Regions from separate parts of the Homo sapiens genome. Here region 2 is linked to region 1. Evidence: chromatin contacts called from ENCODE Hi-C or POLR2A ChIA-PET data. All regions are on one chromosome and are shown on one strand. The core of a region is the stretch at or near the end of the contact, and the rest is flanking DNA. Distances in the headings are between cores, read along the strand shown. Region 1 holds the start of MTHFS (methenyltetrahydrofolate synthetase). Region 2 overlaps ZFAND6 (zinc finger AN1-type containing 6).

Region 1 (2,981 bases), core at 306-2,805:
GTTTCCAGTGCCCCTGGCTGCTTAAGAGTTTCCATTGATGCCTCCTCCCCAGCCTTCTCTCTCTGGCTTGCCATTTGGGGTTGATGGATATGGCAACCTGATATGCAGGATACTCTGGGATATTCTGAACAAAGAAAATTGGTAAATGATTCAACGTGGAGCTAGTGTTAATTTTAATTTTTATTTTTTGGTAAAAATGAACAGATTAGAAAAGTACGTAGTTTGTTAGACCTCGTGTTCTAACTTTTAGGTCAGCAAATCTAATTGCACTATGTATACGCTGTACCTGCCTGGCCTTCCCTTTTTCTTACAACACAGTCCCCCTGGGACTTGCATTAGCTTTCCCTGGAAGCTGTTGATAGATTCCATAAAGAAGCCAGAACTCCCCTCTCAAGCCATGTGCATTCTCACCGGGCACTTAATTAATGCTTTACCTAGGAGGTGTGATTCTTAACGGTGGGGATTAAGACACTGGGGCGGTCAGTAGGGACGTATTTTTGGCAGAGACAGCTCTGGTTTTCTTAGGAAGTCACATCTGAGAGGCAACCGTCTATGCCATCTGAGGCGCCTGTCTACTGGGAGCAGTTTAAGACTTAACAGTTTCTTTTACCTCTTCCTGCAAGTGCCTCACCCACCCCCCAACTGCTTTTAGTTTTAATTCATTTTTGTGTTTTAATCAGAGCTGAGTGGTGGGAATGAACAGTCACTGATGGTTATAACAGGAAGTACCTATGTGGGCACTATTACCTGGAATACATTCACACTAGAAACCCGCAAAATTTGGCTTTTACACTACAGTTATTGCTTTAGCAGTGTTCCCGATTATGTATCATCTATACATTCATCACATAAGGACATTTCCATCAACCACTGTGGTCCCTTAAGATTATAATGGAGCTGAAAAATTCCTAATACCTACTGATGTGGTAGCCAACCAACACATTACCTTTTCTGTGTTTAGATACACAAGTATCACGGTGCTTACAATTGCCTACAGTATTCGGTACAAAATACGCTGTACAGGTGTGTAGCATAGGTGTGTAGTAACTTTGTGTAACTACACTCTGATGTTTGCACAAGAAGGAAATCGGGGCATCTGTCAGACCTATCCCTGTAGTTAAGCGACTCGTGACGATTTCGCTACATGTCCTGCCTTGCCCTTCTTTTCTGGCCCCTGAAGTCCCACTACTGAACAGTACAAGAGATGCCAGGCACCGTGGGTACTGCCGGCCATCTTTACCATCCCCGCCAGTGGCGCTGCCGCCTCCGCGGTCCCGGTGAGGGCCCAGGCTCAGGGAGGTCAGGCGGCAGGGCAGCGACGGCGCCTCGCCACCGCTCCCCTAACCGGGGAGGGCGAGCCGGACCACGGGGACCGCACGAGGGCTGGGTCCCAAGGGCCAGAGGCGAGGTAAGCGCGCGGCGCGCCGCGGGCCCGCGTCCCGGAAGCGGGGTGGGGGCGCTTCCCCGAGCCCCGACCCGCCCCTAGGCCGCGGATCCACCTGGGAGCGGCCAGGGGCGGAGACCGAACCCGAGGGCGCCCAGGGCGCCGAGGGCGGGACTGGACTCGGCTTGGGCGTGAGATGGCGGCGGCAGCGGTGAGCAGCGCCAAGCGGAGCCTGCGGGGAGAGCTGAAGCAGCGTCTGCGGGCGATGAGTGCCGAGGAGCGGCTACGCCAGTCCCGCGTACTGAGCCAGAAGGTGCGAGGCCGCCCGTAGCGGAAGCCGCGGCGGACAGACCCTCCGAAGGCCTGGCGGCCAGCGATTGCTGATCTGTGCATGGTCCGTGCTGGCGCTGGGCTAGGCGCCCCCCCACCCCCCGGCGCGCGCACGTTTCCCCTCCCGGCGCGCGCACGCCCCCTAGTCGTGGTCTGGACGCTCTTGGCACTATGGCGGGGAGAGGGCCCGGTAGTGAAAGTTGTGGGGCTAAAGAGCGAGAGGACGGCAGGGGTTGACAGATTTATCTCTGGGAGGGGAGTTTGTTTGCATGGGTGGCTCTTTTGGTGCTCGAAAACCCTCCGTGGGGATGACGGTGCTGTGGTGAGAGCACGGTGAGAACAGAAAGTTGTGGTAGAGGAGATGGGTGAACACCTGAGTGCCCAGGTTCCCTCAGTGAGGCCTAAAGTTAATGAGCTACGAGTAAGACTCCGGTTATATTAGTAAAATGGCCAGAGAAAGATGCAGGTGCTTTAGACGAGGGAACACCAAAAAAGGTGTGGAGATGCCAAAGGGCAGAACTCAGAGGTTGACTGGACTTCACTAAGCATATGGAGGGCTAAGGCTGTGTCTCAGTAGCTCCAGGGCCTAGGCTTTTCCTGTCTCAGAGTTGGTCAACATTAAATGCTTTTTCTTGAGTGAACGAAAGGAAGACTTGGCTATCATATCCAGGCTTCCCAAGAACGTAGGAAACAGAAGAGAGAAATGAGAGGAATAAGTGAGGGTCCGTGTTTGTTGGTTAGCAGACCTCTGTTTCATTACTTTCACCAACTGCACTGCTATGTATTTTTAGTCTATGTAATGTCAGTTTTCTTATCAATAAAATGGCAGTCATATCCTGTTGTGAAGGCATGTTCTAAAGAGTTTTTGGGGACTCATTTTTGTTAGACACCAGAGGAAGAAAAATTTAATGTCCCCTGAATAAGTACGTATTTGTAATTCTGTTGTAAGTCAAACTGATGATCTGTCTTCCCAGCATCATGCTTCAGAGACACCAGATATTTGGAAACTTGATGTTCCTTGGAATTAGTTATACCATCAGGCTTTCTTAATTACCCTTCACTATTCTATTATCCGTTATTTACTCAAATTCAAGGTGCCTATGGGTTAAAGCAGTAAAGCATATATGCTCATTTCACCCCTCTCTTCATCTATGTAGGTGTGTATGAGGGAATCTATACAGATGTTAATTCGTTCGTTCAAACAGAATTATTTTAGCTATTATGAGGAAGCATTGCTGGGTGTTTTAGTAGATGTAAAGGATATAGA
Region 2 (2,981 bases), core at 339-2,838, 210 kb before region 1:
TAATGACTACCTAATAGTAGTCATTATATTCATCACCATACTCTCACAGTTAAAAAACAAAAAACCAGTTTCACTTGCTGAGTATTCCTGATGAAACAAATTATTTTTACTAAATCTATTTTTTTTTTGACACGGAATTTTGCTCTTGTTGCACAGGCTGGAGCGCAGTGGCGCAATCTTGGCTCCCTGCAACCTTTGCCTCCTGGGTTCAAGTGATTCTCCTACCTCAGCCTCCCGACTAGCTGAGATTACTGGCGTCCGCCACCATGCCTGGCTGATTTTTTTGTATTTTTAGTAGAGACGGGGTTTCACCATGTTCATCAGGCTGGTCTTGAACTCCTGACCTCAGGTGATCCACCCACCTCAGCCTCCCAAAGTGCTGAGATTACAGGCGTGAGCCACTGCGCCCGGCCCTTTTATTAAATCTTGATTCTGATTACACTTCATTGTATTTTTCCTCTTTCACCTATTTTGAGATACGTCACCCCAGAGTAAAGCCTTCCTCAATCTAGTTTCTTATCCACATACTGGAAACTGAAGTCTCTATCCTTGCAGAGGTTTTTGGCACACAGTTCTTAATTAGTCTCCCATTTCAGGGAAAAGGGTTACTGAGGAAAAAGATACCTACACAAATTCAGAGGAAAACAACTTACTTGTAATAACACTGTCCTTCAACATGAATTAAAATATGCATAATGAGCAAATAATAAGTTTCTAGGCACAAAGAGCCTATAATATGGAAGCAAAAAAAAAAAAAACAAATTTAACATACTGAAAAAATTATTTGGTTTTTTCAGAGTTATATTCCCAGCACTCTAGATTAGGGCTGGCAAATTTTTTCTCTAAAGCACCAGAGAGCAATTATTCTAGGCTTTGTGGGCCATAGAGTCTGTCATAACTGCTCAATTTCGCCTTTACAGTAAAAAAGAAGCCACAGACAATAAGTAAATGAATAGGAATGGCTGTGTTTCAATAAAACTTTTATTTACAATAAGGGGTGACTAGAATGGATTTGGTGAGTGGGTCATAGTTGGCCAATTCCCGCTCTAGATTAATGCCAGGCACATAGGAGGTACTCAAATACATGCTGGATGAATAAATGATTTCACAACTATTTTGGTTAGAGATATTATCAGGAAAGACATAGCAAAATTCCATGACTATAAGCAAGTACTTTCTTTTGTCATAGCTCTTTGTTCAAGGATATCTTGATAAACTTATCGTACCTATCACTCCGCTAGCTATTAAACACTGTAAAAGATATTTAGGACACACAGTTCTGCTCTCATCAATGTAGGTACAAGAACAGAAATACTAATGTCTGATTTTCACGTATCTGCACAAACATCACATCTAACTCCAAAATTACAACTTTATTAGCCACAAAACCACAAAATGTTAAGTATCAAAACCACAAAGTTTTAGAATACACCACTCTCACTTCATAGAGGTATATAAAAATGGATGCCAGAAATGATTGCAAGATACTTCAGAAACTGATTTTCTTTCAGTTAAAACGTAACACACCTTGTAGGGATGACTAACAAATGCATCATGAAAGGAAGTTTAACTACAAATCACTGCAAAACAACTGTTATATATACAGGGACAACTTGATATGTAGTAAAAAGAAAAAAGAACTGACTCATCTTCAAGTTGGTTGTGAATATAAACTTCCTACTTAGATAAGTGCTTAGCCTGAAGTACTTCATTTAAGATAGTTATGATGCCTGTCCTTTCTAACTCATAGAATTTTGAGGGGGTCAACTGGGACGGTGATTGTGAAAATACTTTAACCCGTAAGTTGCAATATAAAGCTCAGTTCAGAATTGGGTGGCTTATTTAAGTCACATATCTGCAGTTCATCATGAGAGAGAGAGGTTCAAACTGTCCACTATTTAATAGTAGCTGCAGTCATAAATCCAAGACTCCTTATTTACCCATAGCTCACAAAGGGCAGGTTCATAAAAGTTCTCCTTGCCACAGAGACAGTAATCACCTGTTAGGAGATCTGTGAATAGGCCTCACTTCCACCTGAGATGATACCGTTTTTTATTAAAAGTGTGATGGAATGGTTTCTAACATCCTCCTCTCAAAAGTTTATAAAATGATGTATCAATTACTCTGGATAACTGGCAACAAAAATTTACTATGTGCTTACGCTCAATATTTATAACTGTAAAGGAAGGATAAAAGCAAGTATGTGGTCTACCAGGGGAGACTTCTGTGTGCCTAGACTACAGGATAGTGGGAAATGATCTTAGAATAAGGCCACATCACAAAATCTGTGTTTCCATGATAAGGAGTCTGAACTTAAACCCACAAGCAACAGGGAATCCCACCACCTTAGAATGAAAAGGGGAGCTTTTTAGAACAAGTGCTGTTCACTAAATATTACTGTTTTTTATATACTTTAAATTGCTCTGAAAAGAATTCTAGGTGACTTTAAAAATGCATGCTGTATGATATCAAAAGTAGGCAAAAATAGTCAATCCAAGTAAAAATGGTTAAAAAAAAATAAGTTAGAAATACTGTCAATAAATAAAATGTATGCCCATAAAGGCCTATTTGCTAATTGGAAGCCATTCAACTCTATTCTTTCAAGGAGCTAATGCAAAGAAGAATATGACTACTTAAGAAAAACAAAATCAGCGACTCAAGAAAAGTACAATGAAATATTACCCCAGATAACATAAGAGGATTTCATCTATAGTTTACAACAAGTAAAACACAAAATGATATGGTCAATAATACCTGAAAAGTAAAATGTAAGTTTCTGGGATGGATGGATGGATGGATGGATGGATTGACTGACTGACTGATTTGAGACAGGGTCTCACTCTGTCGCCCAGGCTGGAGTGCAGTGGTGCGATCTCGGCTCACTGCAACCTCTACCTCCCAGGATCAAGCGATTCTCCTGCCTCAGCTTCCCAAGTAGCTGGGATTACAGGCACACACCACCATACCTAATTTTTGTATTT

The links. Hi-C counts contacts between places; a loop is a spot of excess contacts on that map. ChIA-PET counts read pairs that join two places held with the same protein, here RNA polymerase II (POLR2A). Pooled maps may share reads with other maps.
Region 2: a loop to region 1 is called in a pooled map, with 4 times the contacts of the local background. The contact joins the enhancer-like site here to the promoter of MTHFS in region 1. A Hi-C loop is called at or near these places in 1 of 37 single-sample maps with no recorded cell type and 6 of 50 pooled maps. POLR2A ChIA-PET finds 5 or more read pairs at or near these places in 2 of 52 experiments (MCF 10A and PC-9).

The regions. Positions count from the first base shown.
Region 1 is chr15:79,895,588-79,898,568 of GRCh38, reverse strand. MTHFS (methenyltetrahydrofolate synthetase) reads left to right here and starts at 1,555. Exons shown (of 3, transcript NM_006441.4): 1 at 1,555-1,697. The coding sequence starts at 1,581. All of the region lies in intron 2 of ST20-MTHFS (ST20-MTHFS readthrough), which reads left to right. RefSeq lists an enhancer at 1,057-1,106 and a silencer at 1,247-1,546.
Region 2 is chr15:80,104,363-80,107,343 of GRCh38, reverse strand. The region is part of intron 2 of ZFAND6 (zinc finger AN1-type containing 6); the gene reads right to left. Among named protein-coding and RNA genes, the nearest start is that of ZFAND6, 46 kb to the right of the region's middle. Within about 2 kb of position 1,588, at least 3 of the 41 ENCODE cell types and tissues checked have a DNase peak (open chromatin) inside an H3K27ac peak, as active enhancers do; they include PC-9, where a contact is called at or near this core.